Linked DNA regions of Homo sapiens: region 1 is linked to region 2. A link is a contact called in ENCODE Hi-C data. All regions are on one chromosome and are shown on one strand. Each heading gives the region's core, a stretch centred on a gene start or an enhancer-like site at or near the end of the contact. The rest is flanking DNA. Distances are from core to core; before and after follow the strand shown.

Region 1 (3,470 bases), core at 127-2,626, 830 kb before region 2:
GGAAATGTGCCCAAGGTGTGGAGGGGGCTGGGGGAGTGGAGAGCAATTTTTTTTGTTCCCAACCATGCCTTTCTGCAATCTCTGTTCATCCTCGAAGACCTAAGACTGGAGAATGTGGGGTTTGTTTGTTTTGGAGCGACTGGGGCGGGGAGGGGGGGTCTCACCATGTTGCCCAGGTTGGTCTTAAACTCTTGGCCTCAAGCGATCCTCCTGCCTCGGTCTACCCAGTAGCTGGAACCACAGGCGTGCCAGATTCGGCTGAAGAGTTTTGTTAGGAAGTTTTCAGCACCTTGGACCATATCCTGAAAAAGTTCATTCATTGATTTAACCAATCTCTAGTGTGCACTGCCCAGAACCAGAGTGTAAGCTCCACAGGGTAGGGAGGGCGCCAGCTTTGCTCTCAGCTGCCCCCGGGCGCTTGGGACCTGGAACCCATGAATGAACAGACCCCGTTCTAGATCAACAGACATTCAAAGCAGCGCTCTAGGGGAAGGGCAGGGGAGGAATGAGCGTCCAGCCCCCGCGGCTCTACTTCTATGCCTGTGTGTAAGTGGTGGGATTTAAAGGTGGTTGGGTGCACCGGCCCTTCCCCCACCTGCAATCCGGTGCCAATGCAAGTGCCAGGGGAGGGTGGCGTTTCTGTTTACTTCCAGCCAGGTCAGCTCCCTTGCCCCCTCCCCTGTGTTTGCATTTTCTGCGTTTGGCGAGCTGGTGAAGTAGCCGCGGAAAGAAGGCGGATTTAAAGGCTCCATTTGGACGAGGCTTTTGGAGAAAGCTTGCACCTCCCATCACACCCCCAGGGCAAGTCAGCCGCCTCAAAAGTGCCGGTGCCGGCCCTCTGTGAGCTCAACACCTTCGCACAAACCTCGGGGGCGGTTATTATTACCCTCTTTTTCCCGGGGAGGCGCCTGGGGCTCAGAGAGGCCAAGTGACTCGCCCAAGGTCACACAGCTTTGCAGTGGCCGACCCGGGATTGGAACCCGGGGCTCCGGACCCCGCGGCGGCCGTTTCTCGAAGATACCCACTACCTCCCTCTTACACCGCTCAAAAATAAAGCAGGAAGGCCGAACGCCCCGTTTTCGCCGAAAAACAATGCTCCACGCAAATTTGCGGGAACAAAAGCAACCAGAAATCCAGCCCGGGTTTTCCGCCTCTCCGATTCCGCGGACCAATCGCGTCTTGACGGCCGCCGAGGGACGGGAGGCGGTGGCCCCAACATGATCGACAGCCCCCAGGGAGGCGTGGCCGCGGAACGGGCGAATGGGATTGGGGACCCGGCACAATCACGGGCCGAGAACGGGCCGCCTGAGCCAATCAGTGGGGGGGGGACGGGCCCGGCAGGCCCGGGCTGTCGCGAGAGGCGGCCACCCCGCCCACTTCTGCTGATCCCGGCCGCCCGTCAGCCGCGAGCGCGACGATCCCTCCGCTCCTCGGCCGGCGCCTCCTCCGCCGTCGCCGTCGCCGTCGCCGTCGCCGTCGCCGCCGCCGCCGCGCTCGGGCCCGGATCCGTCCGCCGCGCGGGAGCAGCAAGGCCGGCAAGTCCCGGCCGGATCCCTCCGCGCCTCCCGCCGCGCGTCCCTCCCCCTCCAGCGTCCGTTTCGCGGCCGCGGCCCCCAGCGCTCCCCAGGCGGCGACGCCGCGCCCGCGGCCCGGGGTAACGGCCGGCCTGGGCGGAGGCGCGGGCGGCGGCGACGGCATGGCCGGGGCGGCTCCGTCGGGGGGCGGCCCGCAGTGACAGACCCTGCGGCGCGGGGGGAGATGGGGGCGGCCGCCTCCCGGGCGACGACGACGACGACGACGAGGAGCAGCCGCCGCCGCCGCCGCGCACCGGCCGCCGCTGGGCACGGGCGCGGGGAAGGCGCCTCCCCGTGAGCGGGGGGCCCGAGGCCGCTCGCCGCCCCCGGCCGCCCCGGCCGCCCCGGGCCCCCCCGGCGCCCCGCGCGCGCCCGCCCGCCGGCCCCTGACGGGAGCCTTGCCCGGCCCCGGTCCCCGCCCCCGCCCCGGCGCCCGCCCGGCCCGCGGCGCCCGCGCGCCCTCGCCCGGACCCGGCCCCGGCCCGCGCGTCCCCGGTCCCGGCGCGCCCCGGCCGCGGCCCCCGGCGCCCCCCGGCCGCCCCCGCGCGGTCCCCGGCCCCGGGTCGCGGCGCGGCGCGGGCGGCAGCATGGTGGAGAAGCGCTGCCCGCTGCAGAGGGACGGCGTGTACCGCTGGTTCTCGGAGCTGCCGTCGCCGCAGCGCGTGGAGTTCCTGTGCGGCCTGCTGGACCTGTGCATCCCGCTCGAGCTTCGCTTCCTCGGCTCGTGCCTGGAGGACCTGGCCCGCAAGGACTACCACTCGCTGCGCGACTCGGAGATCAAGGCCAACAACCCGGCCGACCTGGGCAGCCTCACCAACCTGACGGACGAGGTGGTGCGCAGCAAGCTGCTGGTGTCGCTGGCGCTGCTGGGCTCGGAGCAGCGCGAGGCGGCGGGCGTGCTCTACCGCACGCTCACGCACATCGACTCCATCATCCACAACTACGGGCTGCAGCTTAACGAGGGCCGCACGGGCGATGAGTTCCTGCTGCTGTTCACCATGGCCTCCAACCACCCGGCCTTCAGCTTCCACCAGAAGCAGGTGCTGCGCCAGGAGCTCACGCAGATCCAGAGCAGCCTGAACGGCGGCGGGGGCCACGGCGGCAAGGGCGCGCCCGGGCCGGGCGGCGCGCTGCCCACTTGCCCAGCCTGCCACAAGGTGCGTGCCCGCCCCGAGCTCTGCCCTGTACCCCAAGTCTGCATCCCCAACTCTGCACTCCAAGCCTCCAGCCTGCACCGCGACCCCCCGACCCACGCCTCCAGCCTGCACTGAGAGCTCCCACCCAGGTCTCCAACCTGCACCACGAGCCCCCAGCCCGTATCCCAAGCCCCATCCTAAGCCTCTATGTCGCACCCCAAATGTGTGCCCCACCTCTCCAAGCCTCCACCGTACATCCCAAGCCTCCGCCGTACATCCCAAGCCTCCGCCGTACATCCCAAGCCCCCATCCTAAGCCCGCACTCCTCACCCTAAGTCTGCACTTTAAGCCCCAAGACCGCACCGCGGCCCTGAGCCCACACCCTCAGTCCCCTCTGCGTGCCCCAAAGCCTCCACACCTCCGCCTCGCGCCCCTTGGGCAGGAGCGGCTGCAGGGGCCCTGGGTCCGAGGATCCGCGGGAGCGGTGCGGGAGACGTCCGCGGTCAGAGCTCACAGTCCCAGGTGCCCTCCTTTCACTTAGCCGGCTGCAAACGCGATAAGGCCTTTGTCCCCTTAATGGGGCCCTTGGGTGACAGATAACACACATTGCGGCGCCTTGGTTTCCCCAAATCTGGTATTTATTACCAGAAAAGGAAGGAGCCGTGGCCACGCCAGAAGCCGCCGGTGAGGTGAACATTGCAAGGCGCTGGGGCTTCCCCGTCTGAGCCGCTCCCTCCACACAGGTGGAGGCCCTGCTTGG
Region 2 (3,652 bases), core at 956-3,455:
ATTAGCACAAACCTCCAGAGAGAGTCTGTTCTCATGAAATCCACAGCCTGGTTGGGCTGTTTAGAGTGGGAAGGGAAGCTCCGTCTAATTTCACATTCTCTTATCTATTGACTTGTTTGTTTCTGTCTCCAGCCAGTCCCCAGCCCCACAAGGGAGGATCTGGCACATATGGGAACACATCAAACAGTGATCCAATAGAGGACTGAACAAAATCCAGATTACAAGGCCTTTACCTACAGCTCACCACCATGGCCTAAAGACCACTGTTGGGGGTCACTATCAGACCCCTTGCTGGAGGAATACAGCCATGGGCATCTCCTGAGCGCTCTCTTCTGCAACTAGAGGGAATCATCTCTCCATCATGATCCAGGAATCAGCAGTTCCTGGGTGATTTCCTGTTGTTTTCAAGCACTCCCAAAATCTGAGTGTTAGGAACATTTTCTTGACACGTAGCAACCCCAGGAGTTCATTGCTTACCTCCACCACAACACTCACATCCTCAGCAATTACACATCATGCCATTTTCTTTGTCATAGGGCTTTCCTTCAAAGCAGTGCACACAGGTATGAACGCTTCAAACCACACACACGTGTAGGTAAAACGTGAAAATTCCCCATGCTAAAGACCACCATTGCCAAGAAGTGTTCACACCAGCAAATGTACATACACCCCCTGAAAACATTTAAATTCTTATGAACTTAAATTTTTTAATAGGTGAAATATTAGCATTAATAGAGTTGCAATAATCAAAACTCTATGAAAAAAGCATACTCAGAGGCTTTACCCCCTCCTCTATCCCTTCCACGCTTTCCCACTCCCTGTAGGTAATGAGGCCCCTGAATTATTCCTTGTTTATCGTTCCTTCATTTCTTTGCCAGAGGCATATTATCTGCATTTTGCCAAAACATGGTATGACATGCTTTCCGTTTTGTGCTTATGTCTTTTTTTCCTTGTCATTTTACTCATTTTACCTTGGCTATCACTCCACTGCAGTTCATAACACACTGCCTCACTGTTTTTGACAGCTGCATAGTACTCCACTGTATGGAGGTACCATAGGATATCCCATTGGATATCCTAGTTGTGGGCATTTTGGTGCTTTCCAATACTTGGTAATTATAAGTTGTGCTGCAATGAATGACCTGTACACATTTACTTTCCTCTTGTTAAAGCATGCATCCTGTAATCCCAGCAATTTGGGAGGCCAAGGTGGGCGGATCACAAGGTCAGGAGTTTGAGACCAGCCTGGCCAATATGGTGAAACCCTGTCTCTACTAAAAATACAAAAATTAGCCAGGCCTGGTGGCACGTGCCTGCAGTCCCAGCTACTCGGGAGGCTGAGGCAGAAGAATCACTTGAACCCAGGAGGCAGAGGTTGCAGTGAGCCGAGGTCGCGCCATGGCACTCCAGCCTGGTGACAGAGCGAGACTCTGTCTCAAAAAAAAAAAAAAGCATGCACAGACTCTGGGGCTAGACAGCCTTGGCGGCAGTTCTGTCTCTTTAAATCATTAGCCTCTCTGTGCCTTGGTCTCCTCATCTGTAAATGGAGATGATAAACAGTACTCTTTCTTTTGGGTCATGGTGAGGATCGAATGAGCTAACATGTATAAAAATGCTTAGAACAGTGCCTGGCACCTAGGAAATGCTCAGGAAATGTCAGTTGCATGAGTCTGTACCAAACATTGTCAGTGTTCCAGCCATGCTGGTAAATGTTTAACAATGAGCTCTCAAAAAGAAAACCCCGAATTATGGCACTTGCCAATTTCCATGGTGTAAATACTCCCACATGGCTGACATCAAACTAAATTAATGGTTGTCTCCACACATGTAGCTGGGAAGCAATGCTCACACCCCAGAGGGAGCTGGCCCCGAACACCCCCCTGTGCCCTCTTGCCTGACCCGGTTTGGACACCAGCTGCCTGGCGGCCAGTGCTGGGGCGTTTTGTCCGGTGCTGCCCTCAGAAGGCACTCTGCCTGAGAGTACGCAAAGCCAGCAGTGCCTGGGAGTTTACAGCCCCCAGGGGGATCTTGTGGGTACAAATACTGCAACTGTTGGCTCTGATTGGCTGGCTCTGGGATGTGACTTCCTCCCTAGAGGCTGAGCCAAAGGCATCTTCAGCTGACTTTGCTTGAAGCCTCACCTTGGCTTGGCTTCCTGCCTTTTTTCCTCTCAGTTCCTCTTCCACCTGTCTTTGCAGATAACTTTCCTGGTAACTTCCTTTCACACGCAACCTTGTCTCAGGGTCTACTTCTAGGGAACCCACGTAAGGCTGCATCTCTAGATATCTTTTTCCCTTAAATGCCCTGGGGTTTGGGAGAGTTTCCCACTCAATAATACTCAGTAAGCTTTCCCATTAACCCCGCTATAAGCTTTTCTTGGTTTCCTCTGTGTCTGTGCCCCAAGGTGTGTCTGTCGTGGGGGGATGAGTCATGGAGCAAAGTCCTCCCCACTGACTCAGCAATGCCATTTCCTGCCCACAACCTTCTAGAACTCTTGCACTTTGACACAATGGGGACCAGCCCACCCCTGATTCACCAGCTCAGTTTTCTGTCACATCCTGTACTTTCCCTGAGGATTTTTCTGTTCTCCTTCTGACCAGAGTCAACGCCAACCAACCCACAAGCAGCAGAGAACAGAAACGTGGCCAGATGGTCTCCAATACGGATCAAAAACATAAAGAGGCAAACGTGGAGGGGCGGAAGGTCCTTGGCCCTTTTCTCTTGAAATTGAGTTCGCTGTGTTGAAATGTCCATCGTGTCTGCATCCCCTTCCTGGTTTTCCCCAAAGAGGCCGTGGCGGGGGAACAGGTGGCGTTCCATGTGGTGGCAACATGAAGGGATCACTCGCCAGCGAGCATAATCGCTCTGGAAACATTCGGAATACTCATATGTTCTGTACTTTTCCCCTGAGTCAATAAGGTAGAAATGCATCAGGAGAAAGTCAAAGGTTTCTGTCAAAATCCAGACCACAGGGAGAAAATGACGAGTTGATGGGGCTCACCCTGTGATCAATTTCTCCGTGAACCTGACAGGGAAGTCTTCTTAGAGGGCACCTCAGCGTCTGAAGTTGGCTTTCACAATGAGCAGAAGGTGAAAAGCTGCCAAACAACAGCCACTTTCAAAATCCAGTGAAAACAGAACTAAGCCAACAAAGGAATAACAAGGTCCCAGGTTGCAAAACAAAACAAGTTGGGAAAACTTGTCCAAGAGCTGTACTGAACTCTTGCATGGGCGCTGACGTACACAAATCATCCTCATCACCTCTGAAACGAGGCAGCTCTAAATTACTTCTTGAATTCCATATGGTTAATCTGCAGGCACAGGAACATGCTTTAGGGTGAAATTTAGTTGTTGTTGTTTTCACTGGGCTTGCAATAACATATTGTAAATGACTAAGGCTAGATGACACTTTCACACCAGTCTTGAAATCATCCCAGTGATCTTGACCCAATGCCAGATGAGGATCTTGGTGCAGATAAAGCGACTGTGCTTCTTCTTCCTGCAGAATTAACATTAACAATCCTGCACATTAACAATCTAGAACTATGTTAGCCAGGGTATTTGAGGCAGAATTCTGAACTGAAATTGGTCGTCTCCTAGCACAATGATTTTTAAATACAAAACAAGCAAACACACAAAAAGAAAAAAAGAA

What was found. A loop is a pair of places that touch in the nucleus more often than their neighbours do. Pooled maps may share reads with other maps.
Region 1: a map with no recorded cell type shows a loop between it and region 2 (10-fold over the local background). The contact joins the promoter of ZCCHC14 here to the enhancer-like site in region 2. A Hi-C loop is called at or near these places in 1 of 37 single-sample maps with no recorded cell type and 4 of 50 pooled maps.

What each region holds. Positions count from the first base shown.
Region 1 is chr16:87,490,930-87,494,399 of GRCh38, reverse strand. ZCCHC14 (zinc finger CCHC-type containing 14) reads left to right here and starts at 1,376. Exons shown (of 13, transcript NM_015144.3): 1 at 1,376-2,731. The coding sequence starts at 2,162. It overlaps ZCCHC14-DT (ZCCHC14 divergent transcript), which reads right to left and starts at 213. Exons shown (of 4, transcript NR_110943.1): 1 at 165-213. RefSeq lists a silencer at 1,258-1,437.
Region 2 is chr16:86,663,509-86,667,160 of GRCh38, reverse strand. No RefSeq gene overlaps it. Among named protein-coding and RNA genes, the nearest start is that of LINC02189, 57 kb to the left of the region's middle. RefSeq lists a silencer at 2,003-2,052 and enhancers at 2,153-2,282, 2,059-3,258. Within about 2 kb of position 2,205, at least 11 of the 41 ENCODE cell types and tissues checked have a DNase peak (open chromatin) inside an H3K27ac peak, as active enhancers do.